Regions from separate parts of the Homo sapiens genome. Here region 1 is linked to region 2. Evidence: chromatin loops called from intact Hi-C (ENCODE). Cell type or tissue: prostate gland. All regions are shown on one strand. Each heading gives the region's core, and the rest is flanking DNA. Links, peaks and the distances in the headings are about the cores only.

Evidence for each region. Hi-C counts contacts between places; a loop is a spot of excess contacts. Peaks named below come from ENCODE experiments on the same cell type or tissue, not always from the same donor. Only the 100,000 strongest peaks of a DNase experiment are listed, where the experiment ranks them.
Region 1: a loop joins it to region 2, with 2.8 times the contacts of the local background. A loop is called at or near these places in 2 of 110 quality-filtered maps.

What each region holds. Positions count from the first base shown.
Region 1 is chr7:27,392,070-27,399,907 of GRCh38, forward strand. All of the region lies in intron 1 of LOC105375207 (a long non-coding RNA gene), which reads left to right. Among named protein-coding and RNA genes, the nearest start is that of EVX1-AS, 150 kb to the left of the region's middle. In prostate gland, for the core only: no CTCF peak of the experiment used is centred there; no DNase peak of the experiment used is centred there.
Region 2 is chr7:27,232,487-27,240,324 of GRCh38, forward strand. No RefSeq gene overlaps it. Among named protein-coding and RNA genes, the nearest start is that of EVX1, 6.4 kb to the right of the region's middle. In prostate gland, for the core only: CTCF peaks have their summits at 3,071 (motif pointing right) and 3,270; DNase peaks (open chromatin) are centred at 3,005 and 3,322; H3K4me3 peaks cover 1,061 bases; H3K27ac peaks cover 765 bases.

The sequences.
Region 1 (7,838 bases), core at 1,804-4,303, 160 kb after region 2:
GGAGGCTGAGGCAGGAGAATTGCTTGAACCCAGGAGGTGGAAGTTGCAGTGAGCTGAGATCGCGCCACTGTACTCTAGCCTGACTGACAGAGCGAGACTCCGTCTCAAAATAAAATAAAACAAAACTGAAAAATCAAAAAATAGCAGTAGAAACATAGTATTCAAAGCTATGAAGGTAAAAACTCAAATAAATGGCTAAAATTTAAAAGTGCTGGCCTTTGGAAAGCTTACAAAGCTATGTGCACATGTGTTATATTTTTATATAAGTAAAAATAAAATTAGCAAGAGGAAATGAGGCTTTCATTATACACCTCAAGAGAAGGATCTTGAAGTCAGATGTGTTCATCTTTCAATCTCTATATGTAGAAGATATTTGATAAATGATGAATGAATGAGTGAATGGAGAGCTGTCATGAACTTATTTAGAGTTCATAACATATCCCTGGCAGCTGGTGGAATGATGAGAAGTTCTGCAAGAGAGAATGATTTAGGAAGCTTAGAAAAGATATGCAATTGTGTATCCCACTACAATGGAGCCCAAGGTTTCTGCTCAGTTTAACCTATTACACAGTGTAAGGCCGGCAAAAATTGTTCATTTCCATAGAGCTGACTTTGCAGATTTAAAAAGTCCTGAATGGGAAATAAATATGCTGCTCTTAATAAATGTCTAGTTAAGGTATAGTTAATATAGTTAAATGTGAAAGTGTATAAATGATATATTTTAATAGCACCCAGAGCACATTTCAGGACTGAGATAAATGCAAACTTTTAAAAAACTCTAACATCCTCTAAACACATTGCCTTATCCTAGTAAATGATAAATTACTAAAGAAAAATGTTATTCTGCAATGTTTTGAAGATTAAGTAGCATATGAGTAAAATTAACATTGTGTGTAAGTGAAGCTGTGACTATATCATGTCAGGTTGGTAATAAAATTGCAAAGGAGAGAGAATTAGAGTTTTATGCCACAGAAATGGAAGTAGTTTTCATTTTAATTGTTTTTCTTTAAATGGATTGTTTCTGTAGTATACTATATTCTTTCCAGTTCACAGATGTTCAGGAGGGATAAAAGAGTTATAAAATATTCTAATGTGAGCTTTTAAAATAGCTTTTTTGGAACAGGAAAAGAGCAGTCTAAAGAATTCAGAATTTTTAGAGTACAATAAAGCATTCATATTGCAAATTTAGTAATTTGTGTTTTGTGATATGGAAAAATAAATGGCCTTTTAACATTGACTCCAGTGCTGGCCTGTTAGTCACATACATTCACTTTATGATTTTATTTTTAATGTCAGAGTTCTGACAGTTCACTTTCTTCCTTGCCTCCTCTCTTGCTAGCAGTTCTTTATTCCTGGCCTTAGGAAAGTCCACCTTTTCTCTAGCATCTAAATCTGGCCCTGGACTTTGCCTGGGCTGACCTGGATGGATGAATTTGTTGTGCTAATATCAGAGGCTTCCAGCTGTGCCTCTGCCACTGGCCAGAGTTCCTTCCCCCTCCATCCTTCCAGCAGGCCCCACCCAGGTCCTCCTCAGAGGCCCTCCGATGGCACAGAGCCAGGGTGCTGTGCTCCTTATACTTGCTGCACTTAGTATTTCTTGTCTACTTCTCCCCATCTTCATATCTTTCCATGATTCTTTCTAAAACTACATTTATCCTTTGTGCTGTGTACAAAAGCTCCTGTTTATTTCAGGGCTCTGATCTTCTGTTACCATCACAGATGCTTTTTCCCTGCTGCACACATGATCAGAGCCTAAGATGTATCCTGAGAAATGGGCACCATTGTGGAAACCAACATTGGGATCAAAATGCCACTTTATTTATTTGTTTATTCAACAACAACAGCAACAGATATCTACTGAGTGCCTGTTATGCACGAGGTGCTGGGCTGGTTTTATAATGCTGAGCAAGAGAAACATGGGCTCAGCTCTTACGCAGCTTACCATCTGGTAAGCAAAATATACGTTGAAATGAATTCGCCAATGAATCTATTACTTTCCAGTATCATAAGCACCGGGAGATAGATGTACAGGGTGATATATGTACATAAAGCAGGGGTATCTGACCAAATTTGGGGGTTAGGAAAAGTTTTCTTCAGGAAGTGACACTTAAACTAGAGTCAGCTGGAGAAGAGCAGAGCTTCCTCTGCAGAAGCTCAGGAGTGAAGGCCTTGAGGCAGGGGAGAGAGTGGAGAATTTGAGAAACTGAGAGAAGGATCCTTGCCCTTCATTGATGAGGAGGCATTGAAGGATGAGGCTGAATGGGCAGGAGGAGATGTTATGGAGGGCTGGCACGTGAGGGGCAACAGAGGCTTGAATGGGAGCACGATGGCATCAGACCTGCACTCTGACAGAATGATTGCAGGGTGTAGGTGTGGATGGGGGACATCTGTTCCAATTCTCCCTCATATCCGAGGTAAGCTGGTACCCCAAGGCTCCCTGGGTTCACCCATCACTTCCTGTGGTCCTGCCACAGGGTCACACACAAGCGAGTGAGGGAACCAGAGGGCAAGGAGTGGTACACACCAGCCTGGAGAAGTAGATGTGAGAGATGCATGCTGCCTTGATTAGAAGACTTCTAGATTTTTCTTTGGGCATTTCTCTTATTTTTCAATGTACAGTCAATGCGTGGTTTTTAACCTTGCTTCTGCCTGATCCTCTGATACCTCTTGGAGGTAGAAGAGGAAACACTAACGTAGCAAAGGCAAAGGGGAGTACTCTGTTGTTTTGTATAAGGGCTGTATCATCAACCAAAAAAATGAAGCTACACTTGAGGTAGGGGAAAGTATGTCATTTCGAATGGAAAATCCAGTCGTTAACTACATTTTAAAAATTATTAACAAGAAAAGGACCAATGATAGAATGAGACATTAAAGAAAAACACAGACATCAGAGTTTCTGTTTCCCACACTGCAAAGTTGAATTCCATCAGTCAAGCCAGAAGGTTAGGATGACCCTGCTCTTCTAGCCTCCTCTCTGTAATCCAATACAAACATATTCTTTGCGGAAAGCAACACTGTTTGGTGATATTTTCTGTTATGTCAGCTATTTAGAGAATAAGTTATTCTACTCATCACTCCATGTATAGTTTTCCACCACAGGGCATTTTCCAATTTTTTCCTTGTAATGCAACACTTGGTTTCATGGGCAAAAATGTTTTCTGAGTATAAGAACAACTTCCTTCTTCCCCTCCTCTCTCCACCCTCCTGTCCTTCTTTCCACCCTTTCTTCCTTCCTTTTTCCTTCCCTTTCCCTCCTCCCGTCAATAAGTATTGGTTAAGACATTCAAAGCACTAACTTCAAAATCAAATTTGTGCGAAGTGGCGGTTTTGATCATCATCCCAGCATTGTCCTGAGATGACTCCCCGTTGATTGATGACCTAATTCTGCCTGGTCAAATCAGAGGAAGTCTTGGCCACATGGACTTTGTGGCCACAAATCCTGTCTAGCACATTGATTTTGATTCAGCTGGGTCTTCCCTATTTGGACACCTTCTTTGGAGATGTTTGAGGAAAGATGGAATGTTGGAGGAGGGGGTTGTCTTCTTTTCTCCAAAACAAAAAGGAGAGAGAAGGTGACAATACAGCTCTGCACAATAGAAAAGGAAAACCCAGGCCCCTGAGTGAGAGCCAAGGAGCACTGCAGAGACTGAAGCTTGTGCCCACAGGTAAACGACAGCAGCTCCCCTACATAGGAGCAGGGCCACTGCTATGGAGTCCAGCAGGGAGAGAAGGGGGCAGGCAGGAGAAGCAGGGGGAGATTTGCTTACCCGGCTCTCAACAGTGCTCGACTAGGGCAATGTGGCCTCCCTGACCAGGTGGTGGAGGCACTGAGGACATCCCACATCTCCCTTTGGCACCATTCCTTTGCACACCTGGCCACCCATCATGCACTCAGCAAGCATCTGTTGAGTACCTTGTATGGACATGACATTGAGATGCTCACATTGTGTCACTCCTCAAGGCACATAAAGTCTAGTGGGAGGCAAATAAATAGACCACAGAACACAATTTGTGGCAGAGCAAATGAAGAAGGTGCTTTAACAGAGGGACATTGGCAAATAAAGAAGGTGCTGTCACAGACGGACATTTTCAGGCACACAGGGAGAAGGGGAGAATTTATTATGGCTGGGTCTGAGATTTAAATACGAGAATATGATACTTAAAGTGACAAGGTCATGCAACATACGTGTGAGGTGTCTGATAAACCTTCATGTCAAAGAAGCCTAGTGTATGAAAATTTAATCTCGGAAAAGTTAGGTGGGGCTGTTACTTTATAAATAGGTGCTTTACAACAAAAGATTCTTAAAATAGTAAGTATGTCTTATGTTAATATGACATAAAATATTAACAGAAGGAATAGACTTAAAGGGCTTTTGAAATGTTAATATAGCTATGAAAATATGGTTCAAGCTACTAACATGTCATTGCACATTATTTTTCATAAATATTTCTGTTGCATAAGCTAAAACATACCTGTATTCGGGATCATAAGTGCAAACACCTCTAGGAATAGGACCCAGGCATCAGGAGTTTTTAAAGCTCCCAGGGTTGTTCTGCTGTGTGGCCAACACTGAGGACCACTGCTATGGAGTAGCGCCCCTCAAACTTGGATGTGCAGAGGAAGCTCAGGGGGTCTCTTAAGTGGAGGTTCTGACTCAGTAGGTCTGAGGTGCGGTCTGAGAGTCTGCATGTCTAATGGGAACTCAGGTGGTGGTGATGTTGCCAACCCAAGACCACATGGTGGAAATGATGTTGGTTTTAAACCATGTGCACGGTGCATCCTGGGGAGCCTCTGATTGGACAGTGGGGCCTTGATTTTTCCAGGGCTTCTCATCCTGAAGTACAAATTGAATTACACAACAATAACAACTCAGATGCCACCAGCTCTCATTTGAGCCAGTTCTCACAGGTGTACCACACTCCTGTCCCCACTCATGGAAAGAGAGTGCTGTAAATATGTCCAATAGTCGTGTCATAGTTCTTAGGGGTATGTCACATGCATGTCCAGTTAACTGCCCCATAATCATTTCTCTCTCTTGTCTTGATTAGCCTTGTTACCTTGTACTGTGACAGCAAACCCCAGCCCTACACCAGACCCACAACGATTCCAATGGGGGACAGCCAGGAGACGACTCTAGCTAAAAGACACCATCCTGTCCTCAGAATCACTGGTCCCAAGCAGCTCTTATAGCTCAGGGTGTTAGGTTTCATCATCCCTTATAATGAGTTCTCTCTGGAAGGTCTTCATGGCTCACAGTAAAAAAAATTCAGGGGGCCCACCCTACCAAGGCAACAGCCTTGTCTGAATCCCTGCTCATTTTCACATAGGAACCATAGCCATACCAAGTTTCGTTTTGTTGCTGGAAAGAAGAGGACAAGCCTAGTAGAAAAGGGAGTATGTGGAGACAGGAGGAAAAGAGTTCTCCGGGGAAATTCATGCCAAGGACCTCTGTAGCCACAGTCTCCACAGCAGTGGGAACACTGCCTGGGACTCTGATCAATGGGTTGTATCTATGCAGGGAGGGCTGGACTTGCTTGCAGTATGTTAGTACAGGGCCTTAGGACCTTCTCAGATGGCCTTCACAGATGGCGTATCTCATCCTACAATGGACATGATGTGACTGGGCAGAAACCTCAGTTAGGTGCAGAAACCTCATCAGTAAAGGTTTCTGTGGTTAAGGGAGCACCCCACCTCCGTCTGCTGAACCAATCTCTCTATAAACTCTTCTCATCATGTTTCCAGGTACTCTGTTTCCTCTCTCCATTTTTTCCATTCCCATCATGTGTGTGCAAGATGGACACATAGACGTGGCATGTGTCTACACCCTATGTTATTGTTAAACACACAATTATCTTTTTCTTTGCCAAAATGCATATTTTTGTTGTGTTATTTGAGGAGCTACTAACAGTTAAAGTGGCCCTCATAATGATTTAAAATGTCCATATGCAGTAATATACAGCCTTCAGAAAATACTGGCACAGTGTCTATTAACATACTGCAGTGTGTGTGTGTATATTTTAAGACAGGATCGTGCTCTGTCACTCAGACTAGAGTGTAGTGGTATGATCATGGCTCACTGCAGACTCAAACTCCTGGGCTCAAGCAATACTCCCACCTCAGCCTCCATAGTAGCTGGGACTACAGGTAGGTGCCACCATGCCTGGCTAATTTTTTTTTTCCTTGTAAAGATGAGGTCTCACTATGTTTCCCAGGTTGGTCTTGAACTCAAGGAATTCTGGCCTCAAGGAATCCTCTTGCCTTGGCTTCCCAAAGTGCTGGGATTACAGGCATAAGCCACTGCACCCAGCTCTGCAGTATAAAATAGTAAATTCCAGGAAAATTTAAATGAGGCCAGAATTTCCAAACCATTCTGCTGCCATTTATAACAAATGGGCCTATCATATTATCTATTTCACTCTTTTGTGTGTATTTCTGTTGTTTCATAAATACAACTCTCTCGACTAAGTATTGCATGCTTTCGGAGTAGAATGGAGATGCCACGTTGTTCACATCCTCAAAGGTTTTGTTTAAAGAGACAAACAGCTTAAGCAACACCCCAATTGGTAAGTTTAGCACAGTTTAGATGTAGAAAAGCAGAGATGTGCCTTACTGCAAATCACCGCCTCCACATTGCCAATATGTGAAAACCCAAACTTCCCAAACACACAAATTAAATTAATGCTGGATGTTTCATTTTACAAAGCTTTCATTAGATAGTGGGTTCCTAGAATGCATTCATGTGAAGGCAGCTCTTCAGAAGTCAATCTCCTGCACAGTATGAAGCAGGCCTTCCTCTCATTCTGCATGAAACATTCCAACTATTTTTAAATCATGAGGTCTAGATTTAACAGCTTTACAAGGAAAAAATTATCTAGGTTTTTACATGTGTAATGAGAGGATACAGTAAGGCCAAAAACCATCTTGAGCCAAGAAAATTTAGTCTTGGAGCAAACAGTGTTTAAGGATTTCCGATGTTACAGCAGCCCCTGGCAGAGCTGCAAAGAAAAGCCAAGAGATCTCCGTTCAAGTTACAGCCTGGGGCCAGCTTGAGCACGTGGGTGCCACTACTGCTGGGGCTTCTGATAGATCAATGAGGGAGTCACTGGCTGAAGAACACAATCATGTCCACTGTATGGGCAGAGATCACTAGGCATTGGTTCACTGTTCACTAGTTTTTTTCCCTACACCTGGTGGGTGCATGGAACTAGACTTAACCAGGTTATTAACAAAGTATTTCTGGACTGGAGAGATCTTAGAAAACCATGTACATCAACTCCCTCATTTATTATGCATGAGAAGGCAAATAACTTGCCCAGGACCATAACACAAGTAAAGGTTAGAGTTGAGACTGTAGTGCTCTTGGCTTCTAGTGCAAGACTCTTTCTGTACCTGCTACCATAACTCTTCATCTCCCACCTCCAAAATGGGGCAACTCCCTGGGGTTAACCTGCCAGTTAACCTGTTCATCACTAAAAAATGACCATGGTGAAACCCTGGGCACAAAGCTTCTCTAGCCACAGTGTGGGCCCAGCAGCAGGTTCATGTAACAACCCTGGGCTTTTACAGACTCACCTGCTCCCGAGCCTGGCTCCCTTTTATTCCGCAGCCTCACTCCTAACAGGCGTCTCAGCCGTCTCTGATTCTCTCCTTGTGGAAACCTTAGGACCTAATACCTTCAGCTCCTGCATGCCCAGCCATGGCAGGGCATTAATGCTGGCTTTATTTCCTCCAGAAATGAGCAATAGCTCTTCAAGCATTTTCTACAGGCTCCACATGGCTCCAAGTCACAGCCCATGGCCACAAGCACTGCCAGCTCCCTCAACAAAATTGGGAAGTT
Region 2 (7,838 bases), core at 2,073-4,572:
GGTGAAACCCCATCTCTACTAAAATACACAAATTAATAGGCCAGGTGCGGTGGCTCACGCTTGTAATCCCAGCACTTTGGGAGGCCGAGGCACGTGGATCACCTGAGGTCAGGAGTTCAAGACCAGCCTGACCAACATGGAGAAACCCCGTGTCTACTAAAAAAAATACAAAAAATTAGCCGGGTGTAGTGGCGCATGCCTGTAATCCTAGCTACTTGGGAGGCTGAGGCAGGAGAATCTCTTGAAGCCGGGAGGCGGAGGTTGCAATGAGCTGAGATCGTGCCATTGCACTCCAGCCTGGGCAACAAGAACAAAACTCTGTCTCAAAAAATAAATAAATAAATAATAAAAAATAAAAATACAAAAATTAGCCAGGGGTGGTGGTGCACACCTGTAGTCCCAGCTACTTGGGAGGCTGAGGCAGGAGAATTGCTTAAAGATGGGAGGTGGAGGTTGCAGTGAGCCAAAATCATGCCATTGCACTCCAGCCTGGTGACAGAGCGAGACTCTGTCTCAAACAAAACAAAACAAAACAAACAAACAAGAAAACTGCTGGACACAGAAGTCCACCTGAGCAGCCTAAAGTAATAGATGGAAGTTAAGGATTAATATGATGATCTGTGAATATGTGTCTGAAGTGGAAATGAAAGAAAAATAAGAAACAGAGACAACGTAGTCAAAAGGAGTAACGGTGTTCCCTGATTTGCCATGTATTAGCTGAGTGATCCTAATCTCTCTGGGTCTCAGCTTCCTCATCTGTAAAGTGGGGATTATAATAATAGCTGCTCTTTCCATTTGATAAGACTATTGTATCAAATGGGTCAGTGAGTGTGAAAATGTTACTTGGAAGAGACCATCTAACTGTTAATTATTATTAATACTGATAGTAGTTCTCCTAGAAGAAGTTCCAGTGTTCTTCCAGGGCTTCAACTAGTTTGGTCACCTTTGGAAATGAAATCTATCTTTTGAGATCACACGGTAGTCACAGGCAGGGACTGAGCCTAATGAGTAGGAGCCTGGCTCCTGGCATGACACTGCTAGGATTCAAATTTCATCTCTGCCACTAATAGGCTATGTGATCCTGAGCAAGCATTTAACCCTTCTTTGACTTAGCTTCTCCATCCATAGAATGGGGATGATAATTATGTAGTCTCTTACCTGCTGGAGTTGTAAGAATTAAGTGCCATAATACATGTGTGCTATCCAGTACACAGAAGATATTTGTAGGTATCTTTATTCTTGGATATAGGGTATTACTCTCGGGTATTCTTGGTGGCACCTTGGCCCCATACTGCCTAATTTACAACATTTGCTGTAACTTTAACTTATCAAATAGCATCCCAGAGTAAGCCTGATACTAGAAAAATATGACTGAATGAAAAAGCATCTATATCTACAGCTACATGGCTGAGGCCCTTTTGGCTCCTACTAAAACCATTTGCTTTCTTTTTGAGACAGACTCTAGCTCTGTCACCCAGGCTGGAGTGCAGTGGCATGATCTTGGCTGCAACCTCCACCTCCCTGATTGAAGCAATTCTCCCCGCCTCAGCCTCCCGAGTAGCTGGGATTACAGGTGCCCACTACCATGCCTGCCTAATTTTTGCATTTTTAATAGAGACAGGGTTTCACCATGTTGGCCAGGCTGGTCTTGAATGCCTGAGCTCAGGTGATCTGCCCGCCTCGGCCTCCCAAAGTGCTGGGATTACCGCCGTGAGCCACCATGCCTGGCCTTCTCCATTTTAGAGCCAGCAAGCCAATCATATTTCAAGGCCTCTGGTCCCCTTTTGTGAAAGAAATCTCTAGGTAGGGCAAGTTTTCCACCCTCCTCCAGCTCCTGCAGTTCCAGAGCAGTTTCTAACCTGCTGTCACAGAGTGAGGATTTCCATGTCCTTAGGCAGTGGATGAATGAGAGGGTGAGTGAGAAGCTAAGTTAGATAATGGCATCATTAGGTAATAAGTTAGTGCACAAAGATCTACATGGAGGTGATAAGGTGGAAGGAGCAGGGGGTAACAGATGCATAAATCTGTACTAGGGATTTTTTTTTTTTTTAAAGATACACTTTCAAAAAGCCATTCCAGGCTGGGTGCAGGGGCTCATGCCTGTAATCACAGCACTTGGGAGGCCAAGGTGGGAGGAATGCTTGAGCCCAGGAGTTCGAGACCAGCCTGGACAATACAGTGAGACCCCCATCTCAAACAAATAACATAAAAAAAAAAATAAAGCCATTCCAGGCAGAATGGAGAATCACAGAAACTTATCAAGTCGAATAATGAAATTCGTAGGGCTGCAGTTCTTAAACTTGAGTGTGCATTAGAATCACTTGAAGGGCTTGTTAAAACATTGCTGGGCCCACCCCCAAAATTTCTGATTCAATAGGTCCAGAGTGGGGCCTCAGGAATTGCATTTCTAGTTAGTTCCCAGGTGACGTGGGGACCACAATCACTGTCATAGGGAATCTGAGAAGAGTTGCTGTAAGGCTGTCTTATTAGAAATGGTCCTCAGACGTAAGTGAGGCCCAAGAAAGAGTCCAAGGAGCTACAGAGATAGGAGAGTCCAGGGGCTTCCCACAGCCTGGACTTCCTGAGCCACAACAAATGGGGCCTACTAGTGTGTTGGTGGCATGATTGAACATATAGGCTGACCAGGCACTCTCACCCATGAGACTCTCCTTATCCAGACCTTGGCTGATATGTGGTGGCGGGGGGAGTTTGGGGGAAAGTGTTCAGCGTTTCCTCTCAAACGACAGGGCGGGGTGGGGTGGGGTTGGGAGGAAGGAGCTCGCAGGAGAACTGCTTGATACTTCCCGCCCCACCGCGGTTAATCACTGTCTAGAGAAGCCGAGGTTAAGTGGCTCTGACCTATCACCCATCCCGCTTAGGGTCCAGCTCAGAGAGCGGGCGCATAGGGCCTGGTGGAACAGGCTGCCCTCTGGGGATGGGGGATTGGGGCCGCTGCTCCGGGCAGAGCCGCGGGATCCGAGCCAGCAAGGATGCTGGGACTCGCCGCGACTTCCGCCTCTGGCGATCGGCAGTGGGGGGCGCACCAAGACAGCAGTTCGGGAGCTGCGCTTTGTCACCGAGGCGGCGAGGGGCGGAGGGCGCAGAAAGGGGCCGCGGAGAAAGGACAAGGCGGCCGACCAGCTCCCAGGATGGAAAGGGACCCTCAAGGGGCTCCAGGCAGCACCTGGGGCAAGGGGAGGGACTGATACTCCCGGCCGGAGCCCAACCTGTGGCGCGTGCTTCAGTCCTGAGCCAGCGGCTCCCTGGCTTCTGGGCTGGCATCCGTCCTACCCTCCTCCCGCTGCAACACGCCCCTGATAGCCGCTCCCCCACCCTCTGAAACTCACCCGCACAGACTCACCGCCAGGCTTCTGGGCTGGGATCGCGCAGTCCCTCCACGTCGCGGCGCCCTGAGGCCCCTCCCGGTGAGCCACCCGGCCTTCGTGCCTTGCTCCCCGGATACCAACCTCACCTGGCTCCCGCGCGTCGCTCACCGCCCGCGGGGACAGCGGCCGCATCCGCCCAACCCACTTGGGAAGGGGGATCCCTATCTGGGTCTTTCAATCATACCCAAGGCATCGCAGTTTTCTGTCTGGGTGTTAGGGAAAGCAGTCCATGGTCCTGGGGCACGGCGTTAATGTCAGAGGAGAATCTGGCCCTTGGAGTCTGGACAACTTGCGTTAAAATCCTGGCTTGGCCTCTTCCCCACTGTGTAACTCTGAGCAAATTCCTCAACCTCTCGGGGAGTCCGTTTTCCCGCTGCACGACGGGAGGGACTGTGCCTCGTCGGACGCTCAGAAGCTCAGTAGGAGGGGAGTGGGGACTAGTCTGGGCCAGGAGGGGTCTCTAGGCAAGTCAGTCCCCAGAACTCCGCATAGAGAGAGTTTTCCATTTCACGGGAGGGAGAGGCTAAGCCAGCCCAACCAGCTGGACTTCCTTGCCTGGGGTGGGGAAAGGGGGCGTCGGGGCAGTTCTCTCATCCCACACCTGGTAAACCGACTCCTCTACTCCTTATTAGGCGCCACCGAGTCTTCCGTCTTCCGGGCCCAGGAGAGGGGAAGGGGCTTTGGCCTCCTCAGCTTGGGAACTGAGAGAGACACAGGGTCAGAGAGCACACAGAGACAGAGAGACACCCGCACCCTGGAGGAAGAATTTTGGGACCATCGAGTTGTCCTCTACTACTCCACAGCCCGAAATGATGCCTCCACCCAGATTTGTGGTCCTGCATTGCCCTTGTTGGGTGGCCCTGACAGGCGCTGCAGTGGGCAGGTTCCCTCTTACAGTGCAGGGGTGGAAGAGGGTGGAGATGGTGCCCCATGGCAGGGGACTGGGAGTAGGGGGAGCAAGGTGGTCAGGTTTGTCTGGCCCTTGGATAGCCCAGTGCTTGGAAAGGATTTGTGCCTGGACAAAATCTATTAAAAACAAACAAAAGATCCTGAAAACATATCCTCCCCTGACCCCACTCCAATCTCTTCTCAATAATGTAAATGAAGCAATGTTGTAATACAGTGATAATAACAGGACAGTTCCCTGGACTCTGGGTTTCCTTTATCCCAAAGGAAGGTCAGCCCAAGCCGAGTCCTGTCTTTTACAGGAGAAACCCCAGCGGGGTGATTCTCTCCCTGATGCAGGTCCAGAGCCTAGAGGTTTGGATGGAGGCACATGCAGAACATAAAGGATGTCCCCAGCCAGGTTGCAGGTGTGACCAGGCCTGGCCAGACTCTTGGGTTTTGCCCCTTGGACCAATCAATCCTGGAGGTCAATTTGAAGGGGGTAGCAGCCATGTAAGGGAAAATACCCTGGTAAAGGGTACTCTATGAAATGGCTCAGGGAATTGTGCCTGGAGTATGGTGGCTCCAAGGGTGTGGGGGATCTGGGAACTGAAGGCCAACTTCTCTGCCTCTGCATTTTCGTGGGAAGAGGGCTGATGGCTATGTGAAGGGGCCATACCTAAGAGGTTAAAACTGCCTGGGTGACCTTGGTGAGTCCTGCTCCTTTCCAGAAATGTTCTCAGGGCCTCAGTGGATTGCAATGGTCAGAGAGGGACTGGGCTTTGTCTCTTAGGGTCTCCAGGATCAGCAGCTGCACTGATATTTCTGACATTCTGGCCTCAGGCCCTGAGACCCTTCCCACATGCTTCGGCAGAGCAGTTCTCCTACCCTACATTCCTGAGGGTGGCTCTCCCAACCCCCTCCATGAGTTAATCTAGAAATGAGGTAGAGAAGAGGCCTTGGTCACAAAAAATCACAAGATAAATTTTTGGAAGAGAAGTCTCAGAAGGCAATGCTTAGCACCTTCCTAATTCTCAAATTGTGAAAGTGGCCTTTGAGCTGGAGGGAGGGGTTGAATCCTGATGCTCATTTACACATCAGCTTTCTGTCTGTGCTTTGGGTTTCTCAGCCACAAAATAGAGATGATTCATGCTGTCTTCCTCAGAGCCTGTTGTGAGGCTGGAGAGCTAATACATGTGAAACGCTTAGAGCAGTGACTGCTCTTATCATGTGGGAACTCCAGACTTCTAAGAGGGATTTCTCTTTGCCCTCCTGGAAAAGTATGTGTGGTGTGGGTGAGGGATGGGGGTGGCAGGGTGAGGACTAGTCCATCCAGCTGTGTGGGCCCTGAGCCTTCCAGCCATGCAGGTGCTTCTAAGGGCAGGAGGGACACTCTCTGAGAGGCCCACAGACCTGCCTAAACCCCAGTAAAGGCTGAGGCTTTGTGGAGGGTTGCCTTATGGAGAGTTAAAGCATTGCTGGGGGTTGAGGCATCCCTGAAGGCCAGGGAGGGACATGGCCTTGGAAGGGAGACTGAGCTTGGTTTGACACTCAGCCCTGACCTAGCTATCTGAGTCAAGACCACTAGTCATTCTACAACTGTAGGAAAAAATGCACTGTGGACTCTTGAGGCCTTTTAAAGGACTGTTAAATTAAATGAGATTGTTAGATTAAATGAGAAATGGGTGTTGATGTTCTTTGTAATAAAAGCAAACTTCAGGACAATAATGAAGAAGAAGAATCCATAGCATCTCTGCTAGGGTTGAGGAGGGAGATGTCTGAGCCTTTGGGTGCTTGGGTGTTGGAGAATTGCTCTTGGACACAAACTGCACTGGGCCCTTCCAGTCAGTGGCTGAGGTGGCAGCAAACCTTGAGCTTGGGGAGGTCTTCAGCTGCCAGTCTCACCCTGGGTCCTCCAGCCCTAGGATGGGCCAGTGGTGGGAATGGGGATGTGGACCAGACATCCTTAGCACAGGGCCAGGAAGCTACCAGGCTGGCCTTAAGGAGCCCAGGCAGACAGGTGTACAGGCAGGAGTGCAGCAGGGTCAGCTGCCTCCCAGGACCTGGCCCTCCATTCCAGGAGGGTGGAGAGGAGGGGGCACTCTTCAAAATCAGAGTTCCAGAAGCCGCAGTTTCCCCCTGTCTGAAGGAGAAAGTGTTCCACGGTGCCTGCCACAGTTACACAGCTGCCACCGACTTTCTCAGCAGATTCCACTGCAGTGCAAGGAGGTGACAGGAGTGGTCAACCCTCATCTACCTGCAAGTGTGAGATCCACTCGACCTTATTCCCCAGGGGTGCACCCAGCAGTGGCACTAGGTTCCCAAAAGGGCATCAGCAGCTGCCAAGGCAGAAGGGGGAAGCGGGTCCCAGAACCACCCACCTCCGGCTGTCCCCACCGCGAGGACCCAGCAGTCTGGCGCCCCCACCACGGCCTGGAAGATGACGGAGGGCCCAAGACTAATATTCACGACAGCCAGACCACGCTTATTGTTTAGAAGGAAGCTCCCTTTGTTCTTACTTTTTAACCAAAGAGAAGCGAAAACATTTTTTTCCTGATCACATTTTCACCGACACCTGAGCCGACAAGCCAGCTCCTGGCCCCCGGCTCAGGACTCCTCGCTCTCTCCCTTCTCGGGGCCCTGTCGCCGTTGAAAGGCCCGCTGCAGGCTGGGGAGGGTGATCGGGGCCGCGGGCCATCTCCCCCGAGCCGGGCGGGCAGACTGCGGAGGCAGGCCCCACACGCGCCGCTTTTCCGAGCCCGGTTTTCTTCAGGAGCGAAGCTGTTCCAGCTGACCCGCGCGTCTGGGGGCCTATGCCCGGCTTCCGATTCCATTTAAAACGACCCGCGCATCTTATCTCCGTCGCCTCCCCGGGGTTCCCACCCACCCCCCTCCGGCCCGGGCCAGGCCAGCCCAGCCCCGGCGGAAGCCAAGCTGGGAGCTTTTGAAGTCCGGAGAATTTCAATCCGAGAGGAGCCGGCTGGACCGGAGCCCGTCGCCCCAGCGGGGGAAGGGACGGGGGGCCTGCCGTGTGGCAGGTGGGGGATGGGTGTCCCCCGCCGCGAGAAATGAGAAGCCGCCGGGCCTGGAGCGGCCTCCACCTCAGCTGCTATCACCCCCTCTCCGCTGTCATGGGATTGCCCAGGCTTAATGGGGTTGTGCAGGGCTTCACTTGCTCTCGGAATTTACCTTCCTTCTCGAGCCGTGCCGCGAATAACCTTCACGACACAGTGATAACGATGTTATTAAATACTCCCCCCACATTCACCGCCCAAAAAACCAAAACAGTGTTCTTATCCAGTCCTCTCTTTTTTTGTCTTCTTTCCTTTAAAAACCCAACCGCTCTTAATGTGAGGTTGATGAAAGGATGCTTTTGGAAGAAGTGACATTTGGTTAAAACGTTTTCCCCCTAATGCGCCGGTGGAAAGGGGCGGGGGTGGGTGTGGTTCCCTAGGCTCCTAAGACTGGCCAGTCAGCTTTGAAAGAGCGGGGCAGAAGTCGGGAGAGGGCTGGGGAAGGCTTTGGGCTGAGGGGATGTGTCCCTGAAGCTTCAGATCTGGAGCCCAA